7 separate regions of the Homo sapiens genome follow, and all the other regions are linked to region 3. The links are chromatin loops, found by intact Hi-C in ENCODE. Cell type or tissue: A673. All regions are shown on one strand.

Region 1 (4,000 bases), 440 kb before region 3:
AAAACCCTGTCTCTACTAAAATATAAAAAATTAGGCAGGTGTGGCAGCACGCACTTGTAGTCCCAGCAACTCCCGAGGCTGAGACATGAGAATTGCTTGAACCCAGGAGGTGGAGGTGGCAGTGAGCCGAGATTGTGCCACTGCACTCCAGCCTGGGTGATAGAGTGAGGCATGGTCTCCAGAAGAAAAAAAAAAAAGAAGAAGAAGAAGAAACAGGTAAATTTGTGTGCTTTTCTGCTTTGGTTTGATGAAGAGTAGGCAGTTGTGAAGAAGTATAATTGGAGAACAAAAGAGTCTGATCTAATGATAATAGATAGGGGGCGGTGAGGGGTGGCAGGACGGTGGAAATGGGACTTAGCAAGGCCTGATTGTTCAGATTCTTCTTGGCATCTCTGTGTCTTTGGCTCCTTTCCTTTGGGAATAGAGAGGGCACCTCCCCAGTGAAAGCTTTATGGTCTGATCAGGGAAGAAGGGAGAGGCAAAGGTGAGAGACTGCCCATCTGCTTCTGCTGTTTTCTCCAATGTTAAGATGCCATGGGCCGGGTGCGGTGGCTCACGCCTGTAATCCCAGCACTTTGGGAGGCCGAGGCAGGCGGATTACCTGAGGTCAGGATTTCAAGACCAGCCTGACCAACATGGAGAAATCCCATCTCTACTCAAAATACAAAAATTAGCTGGGCGTGGTGGCGCATGCCTATAATCCCAGCTACTCAGGAGGCTGAGGCTGGAGAATCGATTGAACCTGGTAGGCGGAGGTTGCGGTGAGCCGAGATCGTACCATTGCACTCCAGCCTAGGCAACAAGAGTGAAACTCTGTCTCAAAAAAAAAAAAAAAAAAGACTGAGTGGGCACAGTGGCTCACGCCTGTAATCTCAATGCTTTAGGAGGCTGAGGGAGGAGGATGGCTTGAGTTCAGGAGTCCGAGACCAGTCTGGGCAACATGGCAAGACCCTGTCTCTACAAAAAAATTTAAAAATCAGGCCAGGCACAGTGGCTCACACCTGTAATCCCAGCACTTTGGGAGGCTGAGGCAGGCGGATCACCTGAGGTCAGGAGTTTGAAACAGCCTGGCCAACATGGCGAAACCCTGTCTCTACTAAAAATACAAAAATTAGCCAGGCGTAGTGGCAGGCGCCCGTAACCCAGCTACTCGGGAGGCTGAGGCAGGAGAATTGCTTGAAACTGGGAGGCAGAGGTTGCAGTGAGCCAAGATTGCGCCACTGTACTCTCCATCCCAGGCAACAGCGTGAGACTCCATCTAAAAAAAAAAAAAAAAAAGGGTGGGCGTGGTGGCTCATGCCTGTAACCCCAGCACTTTGGGAGGCCGAGGCGAGCGGATCACCTGAGGAGTTCGAGACTAGCCTGGTCCAACATGGTGAAACCCTGTCTCTACTAAAAATACAAAAATTAGCTGGGCGTGGTGGTGGGCACCTGTAATCCTAAGTACTCGGGAGGCTGAAGCAGGAGAATCGCTTGAACCCAGGAGCTGGAGGTTGCAGTGAGCCGAGATCTTGCCACTGCACTCCAGCCTGGGTGACAGAGCGAGACTCCATCTCAGATAAAAAAAAAAAAAAAAAAAAGTCCAGGCACGGTGGCTCACGCCTGTAATCCCAGCACTTTGGGAGGCTGAGGCAGGCAGACCATGAGGTCAGGAGTTCGAAACCAGCTTGACCAACATGGAGACACCCCATCTCTACTAAAAATACAAAAATTAGTAGGGCATGGTGGCAGGCGCCTGTAATCCCAGCTACTTGGGAGGCTGAGGCAAGAGAATTGCTTGAACCCAGGAGGCAGAGGTTGCAATGAGCCAAGATCGTGCCACTGCACTCCAGCCTGGGCAACAGAGCAAGACTCTGTTTAAAAAAAAAAAAAAAAAGGTGTCACAGCCTCTACCCTGGAGTCATCATGGGTGCAACATGGCAGGTGAAAGTTGGAGCTGGGACATTCTCTCATCAACCAGCAATGATAATAAAGGGAAATAATAACACAGCCCTGGCCATGTGCCTGACGCTCTGCTTCATATTTTATAGAATAACTCATTTAATTGTCCCAACAGCCCTATGAGGTGGTTACAATTATCCCCATTTTGCAGGCGAGGAAACTGAGGCACAGAGAGGCAAAATCACTAGTCCATGGTTACCCAGCTAGCAAGCGGTGCCTCTAAGCTCAGCACTGCACTGATGATTTTATTAGCTCACAAACTCCCCAAGGTAATACAGCCAGTTTATAGATGAGAAAATCAAGGGTCAGATGGGAAAGTCACAGACTCCAAGATCACACAGGTAGCAGTGTCTGCACCCAAGGCCTGAGCACTTTGTTCTCAGAGAACAAAGGAGGTCTCCCCTCTGTCCGGAAGCCTCCTGAGGACAAGGAGGTTGGCTGTGGCCCCACTGGAGGCTGGACCCACCTGGGCAGAATCGTGGTGCGGAGGCGCCCTCTGCTGGCAGCAGGGAAAAGACCAGCAAAAGGAGCCTTCCTTTCCTCCCTTTGCTTCTGGCCTAGAGCAGGTTCTTGAGCACCTCCTCTGGGCCTTGCCTGGCACTGGGGATGCTGAAATGGATGAGTCATCACCCCTCTCTTATCCCCTCAGAGGAAATGAACCATTTTGAAAGGGTTATCAGCAGAGGGCTGGGGAGAAACACCTGACCTAGCCTGGGCAGTCTGAGAGGGCTTCCTGGAGGAGGTGATCTGCATTGAATGAAAGGTAGCCTGATTCAGTTCAAGTCTCTGGGACCAAAACAATTTAGGCTTCATTGGCCAGGGTAGTTGTCACAGGCCACCCTGATCATGATATCAAGAAAACCCAAGAGCCAGATGCAGTGGCTCATGCCTGTAATCCCAACTCTTTGGGAGGCCAAGGAGGGAGGAGCGCTTGAGCCAAGGAGTTTGAGACCAGACTGAGCAACATAGAAAGACCCCCACTCTACAAAAAAAAATTAAAAAATTAGCCAGGCATGATAGCACACACCTGTGATCCCAGCTACTTGAAAAGCTGAGGTGGGAGAATCCCTTAAGCCCCGGACATCAAGGCTGAAGTGAGCTGTGATGGTGCCACTGCACACCAGCCTGGGTGACAGAGCAAAACCCCATCTCAAAAAAAAGAAAAAAGAAAACCCACAGAAGTGAAATGTAAATGAGGGCTCTGATAAGCCAAGGAATTTCAGGGGGAAGTGCCTTCCAGGCAAAAGGAACAGAGAGGGCAAAGGCTCTGAACACAGAAGGTGAGACAGACCAAGGAACAGCAAGGGGGCAGGTGTGGCTGGATCAGAGTGAGCAGAGGGGAAGGAAAAGAGTTAGGGAAGGGAGCTAATAGAAAAATTATGACTTTATGTGTGGGTGTGCTGCCTAATTCACCCAATCCACCTTTCATTGTCTTTTTTTTTTTTTTTGAAACAGTCTCGCTCTATTGCCCAGGCTGGAGTGCAGTGGTACAATCTCAGCTCACTGCAACCTCTGCCTCTTGGGTTCAAGTGATTCTCCTGCCTCAGCCTCCCAAGTAGCTGGGATTACAGGCACTCACCACCATGCCCGGCTAATTTTTTGTATTTTTAGTAGAGATGGGGTTTCACTATGCTGGCCAGGCTGGTCTCAAACTCCTGACCTCGTGATCCACCCACCTCGGCCTCCCAAAGTGCTGGGATTATAGGCGTGAGCCACAGCGCCTGGCAAATTTGGTTACTTCTATGGTTTACAATAACTTAGCATAATAGCCATAATTATAATTGATAGCATATACTTAGACATTGGAATTTTAGAAATCCCATACCATTTTGGAATATATATTAGTACTATTCACAAAAATATAACCTAAAGAAGATTGACTGCCTGGCCGCTGCACTGTCTGGGAAGTGAGGAGTGCCTCTGCCTGGTCGCCGTGCAACCCTCCAGGTGTGAAGTGGCAGCCTTGTGTGTGATCTTTCTGCCCTCCCCAAGTTTGCATTTTTGACAGTAAAGTTTACTTTTAAATTAAAAGATTTAAATTGGGGAAGATTAAAAAAAA
Region 2 (4,000 bases), 280 kb before region 3:
AAAAGCTTTCATTTCGAAGGATTTCAGGCTCCAGGTTTGACCTAAGAGCGTTTAGGTTGGGCAGCAGGGTGAGGCATGGAAACCAGGGCCTGTAGGAGGCATCAGGAGACAGCACTGGCCTCAGCTCTTCCCTGACCGCTGCGTGAGCTTGGGGAGGTCACTTGACCCCCGAGGGCCTTTGCCCATTGCTTCACCTATAAAACAGATTTGCCAACAAGAAGATGCTTTCAATAACCCTTATTTCAGAGGGCCGTCACCAGGTTCAGGCTATGTGGGCAAAAGGGCTTTATAAAAAGCCCTTCCCGTTAGCTAGCAAATGCTCTTTACCTTCGCTGTCAAGCACTTCATCATCCTCGCAGTCCATGGCAGAAGATTCGAGATTGTCTCTGTCACAGTTCACCAGCAGGATGGCACCCTGTCCACAAGGGCCCCAGGTCCAGGTCCTCTGGACACCAGCAGGGAAGAGTCATGCTCAGAAACTAGCATAGAGCCCTCCAACTCTTGCAAGAGGCATAGCAACTCCCCATCACCTCTTTTTTAAAATTTATTTATTTATTTATTATTTTTTTGAGACGGAGTCTCCCTCTGCTGCCAGGCTGGAGTGCAGTGGCGTGATCTTGGCTCACTGCAACCTCCACCCCCCAGGTTGAAGTGATTCTCCTGCCTCAGCCTCCTGAGTAGCTGGTACTATAGGCGCATGCCACCACACCTGGCTAATTTTTGTATTTTTAGTAGAGATGGGATTTCACCATGTTGGCCAGGATGGCTCAATCTCTTGACCTCATGATCCATCCTCCTCGGCCTCCCAAAGTGCTGGGATTACAGGCATGAGCCACCACGCCCGGCCCCCATCACTTCTTTAACCCAGTGCAGTTTACACATCTTGCTTCCACATCAATTAATTATTTGATCTCAGGAGTGGATTTTTGCCTTTTACTCCAAAAGTCACAACCAAATTCACCCAAAACACAATTCATCCATTTAAAAAAAGGAGCCCAAGACAGTCACATGGATTTTAACAGCTTTTAAGAAATGTTGGCTGGGCGCAGTGGCTCACACCTGTAATCCCAGCACTTTGGGAGGCTGAGGCAGGCAGATCACCTGAGGTCAGGAGTTCAAGACCAGCCTGGCCAACATGGCGAAACGCTGTCTCTACTAAAAATACAAAAATTAGCTGGGCGTGGAGGCATGCACCTGTAATTGCAGCTACTCAGGAGGCTGAGGTAGGAGAATCACTTGAACCTGGGAGGCGGAGGTTGCGGTGAACCGCCCCTGCACTCCAGCCTGGGAGACAGAGCATGACTCCATCTCAATAAATAAATAAATAAATACATAAATACATAAATAAATAAATAAAATGTTGAGCTTGACAAACCAAATGCAGCTAAATATGTATGTCAATATTCTAATCTAAATAGTTACTATTATGTGAACTCTTAATTACTCATTCAGCAAAGTGTGGTACTATTCTTAGCAGCCAGTTAATATCTGCCTAGAGATTAAAGCACATTAAGCAGCCCCACCCTGTAGGGATCTAATAGTGATGGCGCCTCCCTTCGCGGGAGAGCGTTTGCCCCTGGGAAATGACTGCATTTCGGGAGGGATACAGGGACAGATTCTACTCCTAGAGTTGTAATTTGTCTTCCCACTTTTGCTGACCCCACAAAGGATCTTCATCTTTTTACAGGGCACAGCCCCCAGTGCACACCAGCATAAAATGGTGCAGGCAGCTCTGGGGTTTCAGGTTTACCTGCAGACTCTGGTTTAAGACAGCGTTCACCTGCCCTTTCTGCACATCCCATCATCCTGTCTTTCCACAACACACCCTCCCTCTCCCCACCTGGCTCCTTCCCGCCTCTCCCCCTGCCATTTCTTCCTTTCTCTGTTATTCCCCCATGTAGACAGCTCTGCAGAAATCTCTCCCATATCAGCTGTAGAGCATGGAGTAGGGAGTTTTTGAGCCAGAGTCGAGACCTGCCCACGAATTTCCTCTCTGCTGTGTATTAACTGGGTGACTCAGTAGGGTTTCCAGTTTGTAGGATAACACATCTGAACCCACAATTGGTGAAATTCTGATTTTGTAAAATAGATGGGAAATACATAAGCCAAAATATTAATGGTGATGCTAATTTTCTTTCTTTTTTTAACAGTTAACACGGAATACGTGGGACAGGCCAGCATTTGCCCCATCACCACAAGGGGGCGCCCGGGGAGAATCCAGTAGAAGTAGGAAAGGAGCGTTTGGGTGAGTGGTACCTGATCTTTCACAGCTCTGGTTGGCTTCACTTTGCCGGTGCGGGTGATGTCTGCGCACAAGGAGATTTCTGAAATCCCATCAAGTAAGAGGAGAGGTTGGTGAGGGTCCGGGGTTGGGGCACCCAGCCTGGCCCTGAATGGGCAGGTCGTTTCCCCAGGGGACTGTGTGCACCCATAGTGTGAGCCCCTCTTCCCGTCCTTCAGAGGAGACACAGGTTCAAGACATCCCTCCTCCACGGCCCCCAGGAAGTCTGGCTACAGTTCGGACAGCAGAGCTGGGGCCTCTGACCACACCTGTTCCCCTTCAGCGGGGCCACAACTGTGATGTCCACCAGACCCTGCACGTCTGGCCACCCCCAGGGATTTTGGAAGGAATTCCCAACCACCACAATGAGAGGTTCGATGTGAAGCCTCTGCAGGCACACCCTGCCAGCCTCTCGAAAGACTCTGGCCCCAGCCCTCAGTGACCTTGGGGTGGGGGACCCAGCGGTGACACCAGCCCCACGGGCTCTTCATGACATGTGTTGTGACTGTATCTGGGGACAAATTGCAACCCTGAACATGCCCCCACTCTGTCCAAATGGCTTGGCTGAGAAAGCAAACATTTGTTTGTAAATCCTTCCTCCCTCATCCGAATATATGACTGCAAGGTCATTCCAATAAAATAGATCCGTGTGCCCCACAGCATGATATGGTGACCCTTGTCCCACATGAGACTGACCCAGATGACCTTCTAAACATATTCATAGCCACGTCTTAGTTAGGGCCGGGGAAGCATTGTCCTTTCGTGGCCTGGACTTCCTGACTCCTTCACTAACCAATTGCATGACCTTGGACAAGTCTGTTTAGCTCTTGTGCCTCAGTTTCCTCACCTGTAAAATGGGATGATAATAATAATACCAATTTCACTGGATTGTTGTAAGGATTAAATGTAAAGTCTTAGCACAGTGCCTGGCAATTGAGTAAGTGCTGTAGTATTATTACTTAAATATGCATTAATGAATGAAATGCATTAATGAAATGAAACCTGAAGATTCTATATGCTACATATTATATATATATGTGTGTGTATATATATATTTTTTAGTTTTTGAGACTGGGTCTCACTCTGTCACCCAGGCTGGAGTGCAGTGGCACAATCATGTAGTCTTGACCTTCTGGGCTCGAGCAATCCTCCCACATCAGCCTCTTGAGTAGCTGGGACTACAGGCACATGCCACCATGCTCAGCTGTTTTTTTTTATTTTTTGTAGAGACAGGATCTCACTATGTTGCCCAGGCTGGTCTCAAACTCCTGGGCTCAAGCGATCCTCCTGCCTCCGCCTTCCAAAGCGCTGGGATTGCAGGTGTGAGCCACCATGTCTGGCTGCTACTTATATGTTTAATACACATAATGATACTAATCATGATATTATTGTTCAAAATGAGGTCAAGTTTAAGAATGGATTTTATTTAAAGAAGAACATTACATAAATATGAGTATAGGTGGATCATTGATATGGCAGAAATGGTGAAGATGAGATATAAATAATGGAATTTGAGGAACACTATCTATATTCTTGTATAAGACAGTGTCATTATCTACTTTTTGTTATAGATATTTGAGGTATCAAAAAGGAATAGAGGGCCTGGCGCAGTGGTTCATGCCAGTAATCCGAGCACTTTGGGAGCCTGAGGCAGGCAGATCACCTGAGGTCAGAAGTTCGAGACCAGCCTGGCCAACATGGTGAAACTCCATCTCTACT
Region 3 (4,000 bases):
TATTCTGCAGCATATATGATGAGACGGATCTATGCATACTAACATGGAAAGACCTCCAAGACACAGCACTTGACGAAAAAATGGCAGCTTGCAGAACATGTATGTTATCGTTTGTATTTTCTAAAAATAAAAATGGCCGGGTACAGTGTCTCACACCTCTAATCCCAGCATTTTGGGAGGCTGAGGCAGGCAGATCACAAGGTCGGCAGATCACAAGGTCAGCAGTTCGAGAACAGCCTGGCCAACATGGTGAAACCCCGTCTCTACTAAAAATACAAAAATTAGCCGGGTGTGGTGGCACACACCTGTAATTCCAGCTACTCAGGAGGCTGAGGCAGGGGAATCGCTTGAACCAGGAGGCGGAGGTTGCAGTGAGCCGAGATTGCACCACTGCACTCCAGCCTGGAGACAGAGCAAGACTCCATCTAAAAATAAAATAAAATAAAATAGAAAAATAACAGCAAGCAAAGCCATGGATTTCTGTAGAAACATACATATGTAAATACATACAAAGAAAAAAATCTGGAAGCAATCCCATGAAACTGACAATAGCAATCACCCCTGGGAAAGGAAGTGTGACTGAGGGGATTTAAGCTTTATCTATATTGCTTGAAATTTTTACATAGTGAGAATTTAATTACATATGTACAGTATTCTAAAATAATTTTTTAGAGCTGCCTGAAATCCTTGACATTGTATGTATGCTGAAGTCTTCCCATTCTGATAAGCATAATCTATTTCCCCTAATAAGGCACAGTTATCTTTTACCTCTTTCCTTTCCCCAGCTGGGCTCTCCACTACCAATTTAAGATTGATGGCTCCCTATAGACACTAACTCATTTAATTCTCCTCCCTGCAAGGCGACTGTTTCTTTTTCACCGTCTTACACAATAGGAAATGAATGCACAAAGAGGTTAAGGAACTTGCTCAAGATCACAGAGCAAATGGCTGATATAACAGGGTTTCAGACCCCTAAAGGCCTGCACACTTAACCATTCTACCTACCAGCCTCCCTAAGAGGTCAAATTGCCTTTAACGTTCTGCAGCTCTCTGACTTTTGTTTCCAGTCGGCTGGCATCTCGCCGCTACGCATGAATATTTACCCACTATTCGTATTTGCATTTCATTTGCATGGCTGTGTCTCTGACAGAAAACAGTGCTCAAAAGCCAGATTCGGCTGGAAAGGGCGTTTGATCATGGCATTATACGGTGTTTGCAAAGTGCTCACCCACACACATCCAGAGGAACAAACTAACTGCTCATTTGAGAGTATGCTGGTGACGGCAGGCATCTGGGAATGAGGCAGAAGTTAGCAGGGTGGGTGAGCTCCAAATGTATGTGTGTGTGTGCTGCTATAGGGCCAGCAGCATGACAGTCCCCAGAAGGCCTTGGACCACTTGCTAAGTCCCAGCAGCTGAGCTGACTTCAGCTGTGTGAAACGCAGCCCCATCTGGAGTGGGGGTGGCTCATGACTTTTTTGCTCCGGGAGTTCCATAGAGGCTGCTCTTGAAATTGGAGAAGCCTGTAGCCTATGATTGTCCCCATCCCACTCGAAGAGAATATTTTGAGAAGTCTAATTATATGGTGGGGTTTGCATGGGATGAGGGAAGAGAGTTTAGATAAGGCCTTTCTAAGGGCAGGTTGGCAAGGTCCAGTAGGGAGCCCTGGGTAGTTCTGTGAGGCAGCAGCACCCTCTGTGGGTAGACCAGAATGGCTGCAACCACCATGTTCCCACGAGCCTTAGGCGCACGCCTGCAGCCCAGCCCATCTACCTAACAGAAGAGGCTGACCTACTTGCTGGGTGACCTGCGGTGAGTTGTTGACACTCTCTGAGGCTCAGTTGCATCAACTGTAAATGAAGAATAGTAATCCCTACTTTGTGCCGTTGCTGAAATGATTACAGAGAGGACATGTACCCAAAGTGTTCTGCATAGGACCTGGTACACAGTACCAAATGTGTCCTCCAAATGTGGCAGTTACCATCATTAGTCACCCCAATAGCCCCATGACCCTTAGTATAGATGACCACCGAGTGCCCTAGCATAAGGGACAAGGCTTCTCTGAGAAAAATCATAGATGGGACTGGGGTGGGGGCTAGAAAGGATCTGTGCCGCTGGCTGGTTGACGTTTTGATTTGCCAATTCCGTCTATTCCAATTCTGGGAGTCCTTGACATCGGTCATGGGAGGCTCTGACAATAAATACGTTCATAAAGAATTAAAAACAGCCCAGGCGCAGATGCACAGTCCTGTAATCCCAGCACTTTGGGAGGCAGGAGGATTGCTTGAGCCCAGGAATTCAAGACCAGTCTGGGTAACATAGGGAGACTCCGTCTCTACAAAAAAAAAAAAAAAAAAACTTTTTTTTTTTTTTCAGACAGAGCCTTGCTCTGTCGCCCAGGCTGGAGTGCAGTGGCACGATCTCAGCTCATTGCAACCTCAGCCTCCTACGTTCAAGCAATTCTCTTGCCTCAGCCTCCCGAGTAGCTGGGATTACAGGCTCCCACCACCACACCCGGCTAATTTTTGTATTTTTAGTAGAGACGGGTTTCACCATGTTGGCCAGGCTGGTCTCGAACTCCTGACCTCAAGTGATCCACCTGCCTCGGCCTCCCAAAGTGCTGGGATTACAGGCACAAGCCACTGAGCCCAGCCTACAAAATTCTTTTTAAAAGTAGCTGGGCATGGTGGTGCATGCCTGTGGTCCCAGCTACTAGGGAGGCTGAGGTGGGAGGATCACTTAAGCACTGGAGTGCGAGGCTGCAGTGAGCCATGATCATGCCACAGCACTTAAACCTGGGTGACAGAGCAAGACTCTGTTTCAAAAAAAAAAAGAATTAAAAACAAACTTGCAGATAGCAATAAGTTATATGAAGAAAATCAAATAGAGTCAAGTGGGTCAAGCCCTCAAATTGCCCATAGTCTGGGGAGGCAGACATATTCATGGGTCATTGTTAAAACAGGTGTTGCATGCATGGATGGCATATGCAGAGGATATTTTGATAGGGACAATCAAGGAGGGACTTCCTAAGGGAGGAAAAAGTTGGAGCTGAATCTTCAATGATGACAAGTCAACCACATGAAGGAGGAGGAAAGGACACTCCAGATCCAAGACACGGACGTACGCAAAGGCTTGGAGGTGTGAAATGAGGCGGGGAATAGAGCAGGCTGTATTACAGGGACAGAAGTAACTGGAAGGGCCCGCGGGGGAGCCGGGGAGCCTTGGAGCTATGGTGGGAGTTGATGGTTGATTGGATATGGGGTGGGGAGAAGAATCAAGATGACATCGAGTTTCTGGCTTGGATATCCGGTAGATGGTGGTGCTAATAAGACAAGTATAAACTCCTCAGGTGAGATGTACCGTTTGGGATAGGTTGGGTTTAAAGGACCATTGGGACGCCCAGATGGAGATGCTCAGGAGACAGCCAGGGAGACGGAAAGGACGAAGCCCACTGGCCAAAGGCAAATAAAATCCTAAATTTTGGCTGGGCGCAGTGGCTCATGCCTGTAATCTCAGCACTTTGGGAGTCCGAGGCGGGTGGATCACGAGGTCAGGAGATCGAGACTGTCCTGGCTAATACAGTGAAACCCCATCTCTACTAAACAAAATACAAAAAATTAGCCGTGCGTGGTGACAGGTGCCTGTAGTCCCAGCTACTCGGGAGGCTGAGGCAGGAGAATGGCGTGAACCCGGGAGGAAGAGCTTGCAGTGAGCCGAGATCGTGCCACTGCTCTCCAGACTGGGCAACAGAGTGAGGCTCCATCTCAAAAGAAAAAAAAAATCCTAAATTTTAGATGAGAAGGCCCCAGAGCTCCACCACAGCAATCTGTTGCTGTGGGTTTTTCCCAGAGGCAAATGAATCTCCCAGGCAACATCTGATATTTCCTCCTAAATCCAACCCTCCTTCACCCTCTGGCTGGCAGAAATCATCCAGGTTGCCCTAAATTACAAGACACCAGACTACAATTGATTGTACAAATGACAGTTGATACAACATAATG
Region 4 (4,000 bases), 350 kb before region 3:
GGACCCAAGAGAGGCGACAGCTGTGGCTGGGGCTCTTGGTTTCCAGAGGGTCTGGACTGGTTTGGGTGCTTTAAAATAGATATTTAGTTCAGTGGTGCTTATGGGGGAGATGGGACTAGAACTTAAGTGTGAGACTTGGGTGGATGGGAAAGTTAAATATTGGTCTCTTCAAGTTTTTTTTTTCTTTTGCTTTGTTACCACTTGTCACTGTCTCCATGTTAAAATGCCAAAAATGATGTAGTTGTTGTTGCTTTTTTCCCTATTTTCCACCCCAGTCGCTCCTTACCGTGACTCCTGCCCTTGGAGGGCATGTAGCAGTGTCTGTCCTGCCAGTCCCAAGGCCCTGTGGGAGGAGACTGGCCTGCATCTCTCTAAGACTTAGTCTGACGCCACGCGCATCTCTTGTTCTGTGTTCAATCAGTAGTCCAGGGGAGAAGCTTCTGCTACTTCAGAGCTTTGCTAAACTAACCTAATTTGTCCAAATCACCCCAAAACCACCATCTCTGACGTAAGCTTCCATGCGACAGCCTGATCCGTTTCCCTGGACAGGTCTCTTTCCTGGAATGCAGCCCAGGCACCTGTGCTCCTGGCACCCTTGAGGTCTCTCCTTTGAGCCGTGGTCACCGAGAGGGTTGAGGACGCAGCACCCGAGGTCCCAGCCTTTGCAGGAGCCTCCCTGGGCTTAGCTGGACTTAGATCTTCGGTGGCCTCATGTAAACGTGGCAGCCAGCCTCTTCTAGAACCCTAGCCCAGGGACTGGAGCAGGAAAGGGACCTTCAAAGTGAAGACTGCCTTGTCCCGCAGCTCCTTCTGGCTTAGATTGAAAAATGGGCTTCCTAATGGGTTAAATCCTTTAAAACAAGGAGTTGTGGGGGAAGGGTGTCGTGCACTCCTAGAGAAAGGTACACAGTTGCCCGGTTGGGAATGTGCTTGGCGCTGACCCTGCGGGCATCTGACTGGTCTTCCAGCTCAGGAAAAAGAATTTGAAAGAGGCTTAGCGTGAAGGGGAATCAAAGAGGAGGTTGTGATTTGGTCGAAGGTGCCTGGTTTAGTGCTGTAATTGTCTTATTATTTTTTTTATATATATATTTCTTGGAGTAAACATTTTAAATAAACAACAACATTGTCTACTGTCTTGGATTTTGCATTTCTTTTTCGGTTGGAACGGAGCTCTGTTTTTCTTAACTCCTTATATGTGTACCTCCTAAGCCCTGGCACCCACAGAAGGTGGTGCCAGGAGACATGTGGCCCCAGGGGAGCTTCCAGGTTTAAACTGCACTGGTTGAAGTGAGTGGATCCCCCAACTCTGCCCCATGAAATGCTAGGGGAGTGGGACAGAGTCAGTACCTCAGTTGTCCAATTCAGAAGTGGAGTTCTTTGCATTTTCACTGGGGCTTTGAGAGGAAAAAAATAAGTCATGGGAGGCATCCAGCGCGGTGACTGCATGTGCACCCACTCCCCAGACTTCAGCAGGGGGCTCTGGTCAGGCCCCGGCTGTGGCTTCAGGCCAGTGCTGCTCTGTGCAGGCATTGTGGCCAACTGCCCACCAGAGGGCACCAGGAGGCTGGTCGTAGGTTCAGAGATCACGGACACTCTCCCTTCTAGGCTGCTGCTGAGTCTATACCGGGCAGAGTCCTAGACCAGACCCTTGCACAGGACACCGGCTCCCTGCAGCCGCAAAGATGCCTGGGATCCCTGGAACCTCGAGTGCAGGCCACCTTGTGTTGACTGGCTGAATAGTGTCCAGACCAGCCCCTCCTGGCAGGCATTGGCCCAGTTTGGGAGAGGAGGAAACGGTCTCCCATGGCCTGTTAGCTGCAGAAGGAGCATGTGCACTGTTGCAGGACAGTCCAAATGTAAAACACGGTGTTTCCCCATCTCCCCCCTTGGCAGCTTGGAGCTTCCCATCAGATGCTCCTGCCCTGGAAGAGCCCCCGTGGGCAGGGAAGCCACTGCTGGGGGCAGCGTCCCTGCTGACACACTGGCTGTTGTGTATTGGGCACATGCTGCAAATTGAGTGTCGTGTGTCTCGCCCCTGACTCCTGCAGTCCACTCCGACAGTCTTTTTGGAGACTGAGTTTCTTTCACCCAGGCTGGAGTGCAGTGGCATAATCGCAGCTCACTGCAACCTCTGCCTCCTGGGTTCAAGCGATTCTCCTGCCTCAGCCTCCTGAGTAGCTGGGATTACAGGTGTCCACCACATGCCTGGCTAATTTTTGTATTTTTAGTAGAGATGGGGTTTCACCATGTTGTCCAGGCTGGTCCCGAACTCCTGACCTCGTGATCCTCCCACCTTGGCCGCCTCCCAAAGTGCTGGGATTACAGGCATGAGCCACCGCGCTCGGTCTTGTATTTTTGAGATGGAGCTTTGCTCTGTCGCCCAGGCTGGAGTGCAGTGGTGTGATCTCTGCTTACTGCAACCTCTGCCTCCTGGGTTCAAGCAATTCTGCCTCGGCCTCCTGAGTAGCTGGGATTACAGGCAAGTGCCACCACGCCCTGCTAATTTTTGTATTTTTAGTAGAGACGGGGTTTCACCATGTTGGCCAGGCTGGTCTCAAACTGACCTCAAGTGATCTGCCCGCTTCAGCCTCCCAAAGTGCTAGGATTACAGGCGTGAGCCACCACGCCCGGCCACACAGGCAGTCTTGAAGGGAAGGCTGTTTGTTTTTTATTCCTGTGTTATAGAGGGAAGTGGGGTGCAGAGAGAAAATGGCTTTGGCTGAGGGACACAGTGGGGCGGGTAGGAAGACCTGTGCCTGGAACCACAAAGATCCTAGTAACAAAGATGGCCTCCCCTGCTCCCCCAGCCTGCCCCTGGCTGAGGACAGGGAGCCCATGTGACCTGTGGCCACCCTGGAGGGGCTGTCTTGAGAGCTTCGAGAACATCCAGGAGACCTTCACCTGCCCTTCCAGGGGCAGTGTAGGTGGCCAATACAGAGCAGCCGGGGCCTGCCAGGCCTGTGGCTGGGGGATGGGAGAAGCCTCCTGAAGTCGGGGGGGCAGAGAAGGCAGGCTCCCCACGGGCGGCTCTGGAGGTTTTTTTTTTTTAATGTCCCCCAGGCTGGAGTGCAGTGTCACAATCTTGGCTCCCCGCAACCTCCTCCTCCCAGGTTCAAGTAATTCTCCTGCCTCAGCCTCCTGAATAGCTAAGATTACAGGCACAGGCCACCACACCCGGCTAATTTCTTTGTATTTTTAGTAGAGATGAGGTTTCACCATGTTGACCAGACTGGTCTTGAACTCTTGAACTCAGGTGATTCCTCCCACTACCTCAGCCTCCCGAAGTGCTAGGATTACAGGCATGAGCCACCGTGCCCGGCCTTTGGCTCTGGGGTTTTCTCACCTGCAAAGCTGCTGCCTCCTGCTATTGTCCTGCCCCGTCAAGCCAGCAGCCTTTCTGGCCAATGTCCTCCACACTAAGCGGCTCCTTAAGCTCCCAGGGAAGAGTGAAAAGGGCTGGAAGGATGGCGAATGGGGAAGGGGACTTGCCGGTTCCTACCCAGCCCTGCTTTGCCCCGAACACCTGCCCCAGCCCCACATTGAAGGGCGGGGACCTGCGGAAGCGCCACGCGGGATGGTCAAGCTGGAGGGTCTCAGGATCCAGCTTAGCTGGTGTTCACACCAGACAATAGCAATGGAGCCCACTCTCCAGACTGGGAGGACTCAGTAGGCAGGGATGCAGGGAGGAGGGAAGGGGAGACAGGAACAGCCCCTTCAAGGCTTTGGAAGGGAAATGGGGGTCGCCCCCTGCTAAAAGCATTCTGGGCACTGAAGCAGCCTGGAGGGGAGAGGACTCGGTGCCTCTAGAGAACTAAAAGATGGCCTGTTGCAGGTTGGGAGGCACATGGGAGGGCTGGAATCTCCAAAACCCTCAGCTGCCCCCACACTGGGTCCCCAGCACTCTCCCACCCACCCCCCACCCCGCCAGCATTTCCTGTGATTTTTGTTCTTTTTTTTTTTGAGACGAAGTCTCACTCTGTTGCCCAGGCTGGAGTGCGGT
Region 5 (4,000 bases), 180 kb before region 3:
GTGCTCGGCCAAGCTCTCTGGCCTCACTCCCCACTGCGCCCCTCCTTGCTCACTTGGCTCCAGGCCCACCAGCCTCCCTGCTGATCTGCTGTCTCCAGCCTGCTCTTGCCTCAGGGCCTTTGCACAGCTGTTTCTACACCCTGGAATATTCTCCTAAGTAGCCACATCTTTAACTGCCTCTTCTTTCTTTCCTTCTTTTCTCTTTCTTCCTCTTCCTTCCTTCCTTTCTTTTTTTCTTTCTTTCTCTCTCTCTTTTTTAATTTTTTTTTGAGACAAGGTCTCACTCACTCTGTTGCCCAGCCTAGAGGCTGGAGTGCATGGCTCACTGCAGCCTCAACCTCCCGTGCTCAAGTGATCCTCCCACCTCAGCCTCCTGAGTAGCTTGGACAACAGGTATGTGCCACCACGCACGGCTAATTTTTGTAATTTTTGTAGAGGTGGGTTTCGCCATGCCACCCAGGCTAGTCTTAAACTCCTGGATTCAAGCGACCCCCCCACCTCGGCCTCCCACAGCACTGGGACTACAAGTGAGGGCCACTGTGCTTGGCCTAACTGCCTCTTTTCCTTCAAGGCTTTGTTTAAACAGCAGACTCTCAGCAAAGCTGAGACAAACATTTATTGACATGTGCCACACACATGCTTTACCCAGGCTACCTCATTTAATCCTTATGACAGCCCTGTGGGGTTGGGACTATTACTGTCCCCATTTTACAGGTGAGGGAGTTGAGTCCCAGAAAATTAAAGTTATATGCATTTGTTCATGCATTCATACTATATTCATACATATGATTGGAGGTACTTATTTGTTTTGTTCACTTATTGTCTGTTTCTCTCTGCTGGAATGTTTGGTTGTCTGGTTTGTCCATTGCTAAGGTCAGAAACCAAGGCAGGGTCACTGGACAGCAGCCTGAGGTGCTAAATTTGAGTTTGGAGCCCAGGTAGAAGGAGACCTGGGTTCTGACCGTACTGCTAACTTGCTATGTGGTCCTAATACGTAGCCAACCCTTTTCAAACCTCAGGTCCTATCTATCCACCAAAGGCCTCATTCCTGGTTTTCAGTCCAACAGCCAATGGAATGGGGACACGTCCACACAGGAGACCCCTCACTTTCCCATGTGGGGTCCTTGCTCTGTGCCTGGGAGTTCCCAGAGCAGACCCCTGCACCCTTGAGAGAAGGTTCCTGGCTTGGCTCACTGGCTCGTGAGGCTTGTGGGAGCAGACAGGTAAGGATGTCCATGTGTTGCAGTGTGATATAGAGACTGGGGCAGGAGCCTGGGACAGAGAAGGGAGCAAAGTCCTTGGAGAACACCAAGGAGCCCCTCCCCTTCCTGAGTCTGCATCCTCTGAGCTCTCTGCCCCTGAGCCTGCATCCTCCGAGCTCTCTGCCCCTGAGCCTACATCCTCCGGCTCTCCGCCCCTGAGCCTGCATCCTCTGAGCTCTCTGCTCCTGAGCCCAGGTCCCAAGGATCCTGGAGGAGAGAACTGCCCCATGAGGCATCTGAACAGAATGGTTTCTCCCTGAACTCTGTCCCCAGCTGGACCCGCAGAGCCCCCTCCTGCCTGAGGTCCTACCGGTCCATCCCTGCCCATCTACATGCCACCCATACCGAGTTTTTTCGACTTTTCCTTTGAGCTGTACCTTCTCTGGCTTCCAGGCTTCTGCCTGAGCGCTTCCCTCTGCCTGCAACATGGTCCACTCCACACTACTTTGCCTCCTTCCTTCCTTCCCTCCTTCCTTCCTTCCTTCCTTCCTTCCTTCCCTTCCTCCCTCCCACTCTCCCTCCCTCCCTCCCTTCCTTCCTTCCCTTCCTCCCTCCCTCCCTTCCTTCCTTCTTTCCTTCCTTCCTTCCTTCCCTTCCTCCCTCCCTCCCTCCCTTCCTTCTTTCCTTCATTTATTTGTTTGTTTAGACGGAGTATTGCTCTGTCACCTAGGCTGGAGTGCAGTGGCTTGATCTTAGCTCAGCGCAACCTCTGCCTCCTGGATTCAAGCAATTCTCCTACCTCAGCCTCCCAAGTAGCTGGGACCATGGGCGTGCACCATCAGGCCCAGCTAATTTTAGTATTTTTAGCAGAGACGAGGTTTCACCATGTTGGCCAGGCTGGTCCCAAACTCCTGGCCTCAGGTGATCCACCCACCTTGGCCTCGCAAAGAAGCGTCAATATCGTTGGCTGCCCCTAGGAAGCCTTCTAGGACAACGCACGTGGGATGATATGTGATCCCCTCTCTGATCCATTGCTTGCCTGTCTCCCTCATTAGACTCTAAATCTCAAGGGCAAGCTCCTCAGCCATTTCTGTATCCCCAGCATTAGACTTTGGGCTTGGCCTATAGGAAGTCTCCATAAATATTTACTGAACTGGTAAATGAATGTATGAAAGAATGCACGTAACTTAACTTTTCCAAGCCTCAGCTTCCTTATCTGTAAAGTGGGGATAATGATGGTCTCAGTCTCACAGGGTTGTTGTAGAAATTAAATGAGGTAGCCTGGGGAAAGCACTATGGGTGTGACATGTAGTAGGTAGTAGCTGGTCAATACATTTTTCCAGTTAGTTCCAACCTGCTTTGAAGCAGCCCCACTACTGGGGCCAAATGAAAAATACCTAAGCATTCAAGAGGTGGTTGACACGAATTCTTTATCCCCAGTAATGCTGATTCTGTAGCTAGGACTGGGATTTTCATCAGGCCCGTTTTAAAGATAAGGAAACTGAGGCATGGAGTACAAAATAATTTGCTCATTTAAAATGCATCTGTTTTGTTCACTGATGTATCCCCAGTACCTTTAACTGTGCCTGGCATACAATAAATATTTTTAAGTGAATTAATTGAGTACCTATTGTGTGCCAGGCACTGTGGTATACACTGGTTTGGGGGACTCATCCCAAATCATGTAGCTGGCAAGTGGCAGGGCCAGGACTCAAACCCAAGTCCATCTGATTCCAAAGCCTGTGCTCCTTCCTCACGGGTTCCTCCCTGAGTTAGAGAAAGACTGTCCTGAGGCCTCAAGGACCGTCTGCCCCCAAGGGTGTGGGTAGAACAGCCCACACAGTAGTGTCTGGGCATGAGTCACCAACAGGGTGAGCACATGCCTCTCGCCTGGCCAGTCTCAGCCCCAGGCATCCTGTCTGGGCACCCAGTTACGTGCCTGGGTAGGTGCCAGGAAGCCTCGCCTCATCCGATCCAGAGCTCTGAGGCTGCCAGATTCACCAGGTGAGGCTGTGACCTTCTCAGCACTGCCTGACTCCTCTGGGCTGGAGACCAGATGGTCAGCCAGGGCTTGGGGGGTAAGTGGGGGCACCCCTGCTATGCAAAAACCCCACAAACAGGAAGGTGATCTCCAGGGCTTACAGTGGGTGTCATCTCCAGGGAGGAAACAGGGGGACCCACCAGGACCCTGAACTGCACACGTCATTCTTTGGTTACCTGCAGGGAGGGTGTGCACCCACTCAGCAGGACCTAACAGACATCGCCACCTGTTTGAGCGTTAAAACCTAAATACCTTGTTTCCTGCTCCATCACATCTGTCCAGGGTGAGATCCACTGACTCACCTCTGTCATCAGGGTATCCTGGCCAATCACTTGCTTACCTGCAGCCACCTGCCCTGGGAACTTCATGACCTCAGGACCCTTTTAAGCCATGGTTAGGACAGAAGCTATTCTGACTTCCTAATGGGAGAAGTCAATGAGTCTATTCCTCTGTCTCTGTGCCAGACTGTATCTCACCTCCCCAGCTTCTCCAATTTTTCATGAGAAGCCAGAAACCTGCCTTTTTATGGGAGGCCCTCCCGATATCTGTTTATGTTGGTGACTCATTAAGCTCATAAAATGAGGTAGGCCAAAAGATCGCAGGCCACAAGCGTGTGACTTTTCTCCTAAGATTCTCTGATCTTTTAAATCTGAGATCCTAGGTTGCCGAGTCTTTGATTCCAGGATTCCACGCAGGAAGTTAAGATCACTTCTCAGACTGGGGAATTGTGTTTGTGATGGGGGCACAGGGAGGGTGG
Region 6 (4,000 bases), 67 kb before region 3:
TTTGAGACAGAGTCTCGCTCTGTCGCCCAGGCTGGAGTGCAGTGGTGCAATCTCCGCTCACTGAAACCTCTGCCTCCCGGATTCAAGTGACTCTCCTGCCTCAGCCTCCCAAGTAGCTGGGATTACAGTCATGCGCCACCATGCCCAGCTAATTTTTGTATTTTTAGTAGAGACAGAGTTTCACCATATTGGCCAGGCTGGTCTTGAACTCCTGACCTCAGGTGATCCACCTGCCTCGGCCTCCCAAACTGCTGGGATTACAGGCATGAGCCACCATGCCTGGCCCACTAAAGTTGTTATATTTTAAAAGAATACTTTTCCTAAATTTTTTCTTAAATTTTTAATCGTGGTAAAATATACATACCATACAATGTGCCATGTAAGCTATTTGTAAGTGTTCAGTTCAGCAGAGTGTTAGGTACGTTCACATTGTTAAATGCAGCCAATCTCCAAGACTCTTTTCATCTTGCAAAACTAGAATTCTACGCCCACTAAACGACAATTTGCCATTCCCCTCTCTCTTCAGCCCCCAGGGCAACCTCCTTTCTACTTTCTGTCCCTGTGAATCTGACTATTGTAGGTACCTCATTGAAGTGGAATCATATAGGCCAGGCACAGTGGCTCATGCCTGTAATCCCAGCACTTTGGGAGGCTGAGGTGGGAGGATTGCTTGAGCCTAGGAGTTCAAGACCAGCCTGGGCAACATAGTGAGACCCCATCTCTAGCAAATAAAAGAAAAAAGTGGAATTTGTCCTTAAGAGAAGATTTTTAACTTGAACTCAAAGCTAAAGTGGGATTGTTGAATTTGAAATGACAGTAAGTGGAATAATAATTTTTGAAAACCAAAGGAGATCCTTTTTTTTTTTTTTTTTGAGACAGGGTCTCACTCTGTCACCCAGGCTGGAGTGCAGTGGCCGACCTCGGCTCACTGCAACCTCTACCTCCCAGGCTCAAGCAATCTTCCCACCTCAGCCTCCGGAGTAGCTGGGACCACAGGCACACGCCAACACGCCTGGTTAATTTTTTTGCATTTTTGGTAGAGACGGGGTTTCACCATATTGCCCACGCTGGCCTCCAACTCCTGAGCTCAAGCGATCTGCCTGCCTCCGCCTCGACCTCCCAAAATAGTGAGATTACAGACATAAGCCACCGTACCCAGCCTACTATCTTTTTTTTTTTTTTTTTTGAGACAGAGTCTCGCTCTGTTGCCCAGGCTGGAGTGCAGTGGCATGATCTTGGCTCACTGCAGGCTCCCGGGTTCACACCATTCTCCTGCCTCAGCCTCCCTAGTAGCTGGGACTACCGGCGCCCGCCACCACGCTCAGCTAATTTTTTTTTGTATTTTTAGTAGAGACGGGGTTTCACCGTGTTAGCCAGGATGGTCTCGATCTCCTCACCTCATGATCCGCCCACCTCGGCCTCCCAAAGTGCTGGGATTACAGGCGTGAGCCACTGCGCCCAGCCCATTATCTTGTTTAAACCTCACAACCACCTGGGAAGGAGGTGCCATGATTAACCCCCATTTCACAGATGAGAAAACTGAGACTCAAGTGAGATGACTTGTCCAAGGTCTCCTAAGCCAGGAAGGGCTAGGATGTCAATCCAGGTGGACTGATTCTCGAGATGGAAAATGTGACCACATCATGGGGTATGGCAGAAATGATTATAGCGCCTTCTTCCAATGTGGTTGTAAATGACTGCGTGATGTTCTTCCTACACAAGGGTGTGTGTGTGTGCATGTGTGTGCATGCGTGCGTGTGTGTGTGCACGTGTATGTGCGTGTGTGCATGTTGTGTGTGTGCATGTGTTTGTGAGCATCCGTGCATGTTTTTTGCTCCTGCTAGGTTGCTCATAAGGATGGACCTGTGTCCCCACTCCCACCCGCACAGCACCTGACTCTGTGATTTGTTTATCAAGTGATTTTTAAAACGAATCAACGACCCAGGCTCACAGGACAAAGGCACTGAGGTAACAGGACAGGCCTGAAGGATGAGACACAAAAGACCTCCCTCTTTTACCAACTGGCTCTGCGCCCTTCGGCCGGTCACTGCCCCTCTCTGGGCCCCTCTCATCCTTCTCTGAGCTTCAGTCGCCCCTTTGTCCAGCGAGAAGTTCCCACTCTAAGGGACCTGCCACTGACCTCACACAAAGGTGGCCCCTGAATTCTGACCCAAACCACCAGGAAAAAGAGGGTCCCAAAAGCTAAAGGAAGGTGCTGAGCAGGGTGGGACAGAGGCGGAGGCATTCTGATCTCTCGGGCTCAGGCCGGCCAGCGCCGCCTCCCTGCTTCCAAGATGGGGATCTGGCGCCACCTTGTGGTCTCCGCCTCTTGCGGCCTTCGCGTGTTCCCTGTTTTAACTCTTGCTATTAACCCCACTGCTGCCCTCTGGGAACTCTGAAGCAATTCCACTCTCTTCACCAAATATTTATCTACTGTGCCCAGCTGTACCCAGGCTCGACCCAGAAAAATCATGAACAAGTCCCTGCCTAACCATTTAGAGGCGTCTGGATCTGCACCACCCATAGAAAAATGATGCAAACCAGCCGGGCGTAGTGGCTCACGCCTGTAATCCCAGCACTTTGGAAGGCCGAGGTGGGCAGATTACTTGAGGTCAGGAGTTCGAGACCAGCCTGGCCAACATGGTGAAACCCTGTCTCTACTAAAAATACAAAAATCAGCCGGGCATGGTGGCGCGTGCCTGTGGTCCCAGCTACTCCAGAGGCTGAGGCATGAGAATCACTTAAACCCAGGAGGCGGAGGTTGCAGTGAGAAAAGCTCATGCCACTGCATTCCAGCCTGGGTGACAGGGCAAGACTCTGTCTCAAAAAAAAAAAAAAAAAAAAGGAAGAAAGAAAAATAAAAATGATGGCAACCACAAATGTGTGCCTCACAGGTAACCACATTTTCTAGTAGCCACATTTTTAAAAGCTGAAATAAATAGGTACAATTAACTTTAACAATACGTCTTTGGGCTTTTTGATGTTTGTTTGTTTGAGACAGAGTCTTGCTCTGTCGCCCCAGCTGGCATGCAGTGGCACGGTCACTGCTCACTTGCAGCCTCAACCTCGTGGGCTCAAGAGATTCCCCCAACCTTGGCCTCCCAAGTAGCTGGGAGTACAGGGGGTGCATCACCATGCCTGGCTAATTTTTAAATTTTTTTGTAGAGACAGGGTCTTGCTATGTTGCCCAGGCTCATCTCAAACTCCTGAATGTTAGTGATCCTCCCTCCTCAGCCTCCCAAAGTGTTGGGATTACAGGCTTGAGCCACCACATCCAGCTAATAATACATTTGCATTTAATGAAATACATTCACCATATTATCATTCCAACATGGAGTCAATTATTTTTAAAATTACCATCTTTTTCTCCTTGTAACTCCTTGAAATCTGTATTTTACACCAGGGGTCCCCAACCCCCAGGCTATGGACCATTACCAGTCTGTGGTCTGTTGGGAACCAGGCACACCGCAGGAGGTGAGCATTGGGCTAGCAAGGGAAGTTTTGTCTTTAGATTCCCATAGGAGCACAAATGCTATTGTGAACTGCGCAGGTGAGAGATCTAGGCTGTGAGCTCCTGATGAGAATCTAATGCCTGATGACCTGTCACTGTCTCCCATCACCCCCAGATGGGACCATCTAGTTGCAGGAAAACAAGCTCAGGGCCCCCACTGATTCTACATTACGGTGAATTGTAAAATTGTTTCCTTATGTATTACAATGTGATGATAGAAATAAAGTGCACAAGAAATGTAATGCGCTTGAATCATCCCGAAACCATCCCCACCCCCATCCATGGAAAGCCTGTCTTCCACAAAACAGGTCCCTGGTGCCAAAAAGGTTGGGGACCACTGTTTTACACCTACAGCATGTGTCAGTTCAGATTAGCCACATAAACCTTGTCTGGCAGTGGCTACATGTTGGAAAGCATGGGTCTAGGACCTCCCAGGCTTACTCTGGCCCCCTGGCAGCCCCTCAGACAACTGGCTTATTACATCTTCTC
Region 7 (4,000 bases), 210 kb before region 3:
CTGGGATTACAGGCGTGCACCACCAGGCCAGGCTAATTTTTCTGTATTTTTACTAGAGATGGGGTTTCACCATGTTGGCCAGGCTGGTCTCGAACTCCTGACCTCAAGTGATCTGCCCGCCTCAGCCTCACAAAGTGCTGGGATTACAGGGATGAGCCACTGCACCCAGCCAGATACGTATATTTTAAAATTCCACTTAGGGTGAGTTCTGCATGAGGCAGACTCAGGACAGGTCAGTCACACCAGGGCAATGACCTACCAGGTCCCACCATCCAGGAAAATCTTCAGAACCACCCTCACACCAGGTTCTTATTCTCCAAGAGACAGATTTCACCCCCATGTTCAATTTTTACGAAAATGTATCTAAGGGCATGGTCCAGCTTCCTCTTTCAATGGGATTATGTATTTGAGGGCAGTAGTCCCTTCCAAAGCTTGACTCTGGATTCATTCATTATTTGATCCCAAGTCTGTTCTAACAGCTTTGTTGCATTTGGTTAGCTCAATGTCTTGGTCTAGTCCACAGCAAGTAACCAATATGATAGGATTCCTTTTCCATCAGCACCCCTGTGTCACTACTGAACAACACATCATTTGTTACTCTCTCTGTATGTTATTGTCATTTCACTTAGCATGTCTTGTACCTCACTTCTCTTGCTCTCAGGAAAAGATCTTATATTAGTCATTTACATGGTAGTATGAACAAGCTTTGACCTAAATGCATTTTCTCCCAGGACTGTTGGGAATGGAAACTTTTTCTTTGTTACTTTTTTTTTTTTTTTTTTTTTTTGAGACGGAGTCTCGCTCTGTCGCCCAGGCTGGAGTGCAGTGGCATGATCTCAGCTCACTGCAAGCTCCACCTCCTGGGTTCATGCCATTCTCCTGCCTCAGCCTCCTGAGTAGCTGGGACTACAGGCGCCTGCCACCACGCCTGGCTAATTTTTTTTTTTTTTTTAGTAGAGACGGAGTTTCACCATGTTAGCCAGGATGGTCTCGATCTCCTGATCTCATGATCCGCCTGCCTTGGCCTCCCAAAGTGCTGGGATTACGGCATGAACCACCATGCCCACTCTTCTTCTGTTACTATTAATTGACTGTTACTAGTATCATCTATTTATTTTCAGAATCAGAAAACTTGAGTCTAGTTATAACTTTGCTTTCTATGTGACTCACTTACCCTCTCTGGGCCCACTTGTAAAATGAAAGTGTTGGACTGAATGATCTCTTAGGTCTCTGCTCTCTCTGGTTTCAGAGTCCCCGAGGTAAGTGTGGACTGTGTCTGGTGAACACCCACCAACCCCAGCACATCCGGGAGTATAATTTCATCATTCCTTGCTTCTGGCTCTCTTCAAGGAGTGCAATGGCCCCTGCTCCACCATCATCACCACCCCCAACCCTCAGCCTCCACCCCAGGAACTCCATTCCCTGTCTCTCTCTCACCCAGGCAGGTTGCCCCCAATGAGGATCCTCCCCAGGGGGTACTCTTTCCCATTGGCCACCACTGGAGGGCTGACCTCCAGGTTCCCAAAGGAGTCCAGGCCACTCACAGACCTGTCGCGTGGTTCCCGAGTCACGTAACCAAAATCTGGACCCTGGAGAGGGAAACCAAGTCAGGCGGGGGTGGAGGGTACCAGGAAGGGCCTGAACCAACTTGCTGGGCTTTGAGCTCCTTCAAGACAGGGTGGGAAAGGCCATCCATTCTTCAGGTGGAAATACAGAGTCATTGGCGGTGGGTGGGGGATCTGACCCAGTCAATATTTCATGCACGCATAGCAGGCAAAGTCGGGAAGTGCTCGGACTCTCTGGCCCTGCTGCCTTATCACGGCAAGACAGCAGGGGGCGCTCCGGTTGCTCCTGCACTCCCCATCGGACATGGAGCCTGAGGCCATGGCCACTCCATCCCCTTACCTACACAGCCTTCCTGCAAGTTCAGCCCAAGGGCAAGTAGCAGCTCAAGTGGCCAATTGTGGGAACCAAGAGGCTGCTGATGGCCCTCTGGGCCTCTGTCTTTGAACTCTAGAGAAGGGGAGACCTCCCCAGGGCTATCTCTCAGAAGCAACTTCGACAACATCAAGGGTCAGGAGAGAGAGCTCCTAGCATCTGTGTGATCAGTGAGGGGGTTGGAGGGGTCTCTTGTTCTTTACGGCACCAGGCAAGTCACTCTTGTTTTCTCAAGAGGTCCTCGTTAGCAATCATCACCTTCCCTGTTATCCTTTTTCTTAAAATAATGATACTAGCTAATAGTGGTGCGCGCACACACACTCCCTCCATGCAGGTACTGTGATGATGAGATGCTTCACAAACCCCTGTGAGGCCAGGGCCAAAATGTCATTTTTACTGATGAGGAAACTGAGGCTCAGAGAGCGGTAGTAACTCACGCAACATCACACAGCATGTAAGTAACGGAACAGGGTTGGTCTGACCCTAAAGCTTGTGCTCTGAACAGGTGCACCATCCTGCCTCCCCTATTTAGGGCTGCCAGATTCAGTAAATAAAAATACAGGATGCCCAATTAACTTTGAATTTTAGATAAACGACAACTTTTTTAGTGTAAGTATATCCCATGCAATATTTGGGACGTACTTACACCAAAAAGTTAACCTGTTGCTTGTCTGAAATTCACATTTGACTGGGCATCCCTGCATTTTATCTGGCAACCCTACCCTCATCCCTAAAGAGCACGGTTCCCACTGCTGCCCTCTGTACCCCACACCCCGGTGTGGCCCCTGGGGTAAGGCCTCTCAGCTCTCAGGGGTGGGCTGCGGCCGGGACCACTCACCAGGATTCTTTTGTAAGGGAAATCCTGCAGTTCCCCATTCCTTGGGGAGTCAAAGACCACCGGGAGGGTCTTGTGCGGCGCCTGAACGTAGCCCAGCTCCATCTCATCCTGCAAGTGAGGAGAGGCGAGAGACGCACAGCTGTGACAGTCAACAGCTGCCCCTGCTGGCTCGGCTCTGAGCCCTGTGGGGCAGACTGCTCACCAAGTCCCCTGGCCCAAGCATGTTTTGTGCTTGGAGGCGGACAGGACCGAGGTCAGGGTGCCTGCTGACTGGAGGAGGGGCTGGAGGCTCAAGGAGGGGGTGCACTTGTCTAAGGTCACACAGCAAGACAGAGGCCGGAGGTGAACGAGAACATGGACATGACCTTGGGGGTGTCCCTGTGAGTACTGGGCCAAGGCAGGTGGACACAGAGAAGCACTCACAGTGGCCTGAGTTGGATCCATAAATGTGCCCAGGTCAGTCCTGACCCCTCTGGTTCTGGAGGAAAAGATGGCCCAGTGTGAATGAACTTCACATCCAGGTCCTGCCCTAAACTCTTTATAAACATTAACTCCATTCATCCTCATGACATGCCTGGGCGTGGGCACCATAATTATCCCATGTGACAGATGAGGAAAATGAGGAACTAAGAGGTCTAATTATTTATCCAGTCCGGGCACGGTGGCTCACACCTATAATCCCAGCACTTTGGGAGGGTGAGGCGGGAGGATTGCTTGAGGCCAGGAGTTTGAGACAACCCTGGGCAACATGGCAAGACCCCATCTCTACAAAAAATTAGCTGAGCCTGGTGGCTGCACCTGTGGTCTCAGCTACTCGGGAGACTGAGGCAGAAGGATCACTTGAACCCAGGAGTTCCAGGCTGCCAGTGAGCTGTGATCATGCCATGGCACTCCAACCAGGGTGACAGAGAGACACTGTCTCCAAAAAGAAAAATAAATTCAAAATATATTAATTTAAAAAAATAAATAAAAATTAAAAAATATTTGTCCCAAAGCTCACAGCTAGTTAGTTGGTGGCACAGCCAGGCTCTAAACCCAGCCCATCGTGCCCCAGAGTCCTGCCCCAAACCCTCTCACTGGACTGACCTCCGGCCAAGAGGAAAGCTCCTTAACTTGGAATTCAAGGTCTCCGACCTCAACCCTTGCCTTTCTCAGAACCAGTGCCCTGACAGAGGAGAACACACAAGGTTCTCTCTCCTGCCTCCCACCCCCGGGCCTTTGCGC

Evidence for each region. Hi-C counts contacts between places; a loop is a spot of excess contacts. Peaks named below come from ENCODE experiments on the same cell type or tissue, not always from the same donor. Only the 100,000 strongest peaks of a DNase experiment are listed, where the experiment ranks them.
Region 1: it touches region 3 in a loop (6-fold over the local background); 4 of 110 quality-filtered maps call a loop at or near these places.
Region 2: a loop joins it to region 3, with 9 times the contacts of the local background. A loop is called at or near these places in 31 of 110 quality-filtered maps.
Region 4: it touches region 3 in a loop (7-fold over the local background); 23 of 110 quality-filtered maps call a loop at or near these places.
Region 5: a loop joins it to region 3, with 8 times the contacts of the local background. A loop is called at or near these places in 83 of 110 quality-filtered maps.
Region 6: a loop joins it to region 3, with 5 times the contacts of the local background. A loop is called at or near these places in 34 of 110 quality-filtered maps.
Region 7: it touches region 3 in a loop (16-fold over the local background); 8 of 110 quality-filtered maps call a loop at or near these places.

What each region holds. Positions count from the first base shown.
Region 1 is chr1:17,492,873-17,496,872 of GRCh38, reverse strand. No RefSeq gene overlaps it. Among named protein-coding and RNA genes, the nearest start is that of ARHGEF10L, 45 kb to the left of the region's middle. RefSeq lists a silencer at 2,301-2,443. In A673, CTCF peaks have their summits at 2,228 and 2,438 (motif pointing left); a DNase peak (open chromatin) is centred at 2,492.
Region 2 is chr1:17,334,483-17,338,482 of GRCh38, reverse strand. It overlaps PADI4 (peptidyl arginine deiminase 4), which reads right to left. Exons shown (of 16, transcript NM_012387.3): 4 at 2,257-2,324; 5 at 328-445. Among named protein-coding and RNA genes, the nearest start is that of PADI4, 28 kb to the right of the region's middle. In A673, CTCF peaks have their summits at 1,970 and 2,176 (motif pointing right); a DNase peak (open chromatin) is centred at 2,222.
Region 3 is chr1:17,057,533-17,061,532 of GRCh38, reverse strand. No RefSeq gene overlaps it. Among named protein-coding and RNA genes, the nearest start is that of SDHB, 5.5 kb to the right of the region's middle. In A673, a CTCF peak has its summit at 1,689; DNase peaks (open chromatin) are centred at 562, 892 and 1,672; H3K4me3 peaks cover 835 bases; H3K27ac peaks cover 1,618 bases.
Region 4 is chr1:17,403,895-17,407,894 of GRCh38, reverse strand. RCC2 (regulator of chromosome condensation 2) reads left to right here. Exons shown (of 13, transcript NM_018715.4): 13 at 1-1,135. It also overlaps RCC2-AS1. Among named protein-coding and RNA genes, the nearest start is that of PADI6, 34 kb to the right of the region's middle. In A673, CTCF peaks have their summits at 1,338 and 1,539 (motif pointing right); no DNase peak of the experiment used is centred here.
Region 5 is chr1:17,233,022-17,237,021 of GRCh38, reverse strand. All of the region lies in intron 11 of PADI1 (peptidyl arginine deiminase 1), which reads right to left. Among named protein-coding and RNA genes, the nearest start is that of PADI3, 14 kb to the left of the region's middle. In A673, no CTCF peak of the experiment used is centred here; DNase peaks (open chromatin) are centred at 1,391, 1,671, 3,081 and 3,801; H3K27ac peaks cover 3,779 bases.
Region 6 is chr1:17,124,247-17,128,246 of GRCh38, reverse strand. No RefSeq gene overlaps it. Among named protein-coding and RNA genes, the nearest start is that of PADI2, 6.8 kb to the right of the region's middle. RefSeq lists a silencer at 2,173-2,262. In A673, a CTCF peak has its summit at 2,334 (motif pointing left); a DNase peak (open chromatin) is centred at 2,306; H3K27ac peaks cover 1,670 bases.
Region 7 is chr1:17,272,224-17,276,223 of GRCh38, reverse strand. PADI3 (peptidyl arginine deiminase 3) reads right to left here. Exons shown (of 16, transcript NM_016233.2): 10 at 2,777-2,884; 11 at 1,438-1,589. Among named protein-coding and RNA genes, the nearest start is that of MIR3972, 3.7 kb to the left of the region's middle. RefSeq lists an enhancer at 1,726-2,227. In A673, CTCF peaks have their summits at 1,628 and 1,831 (motif pointing right); a DNase peak (open chromatin) is centred at 1,833.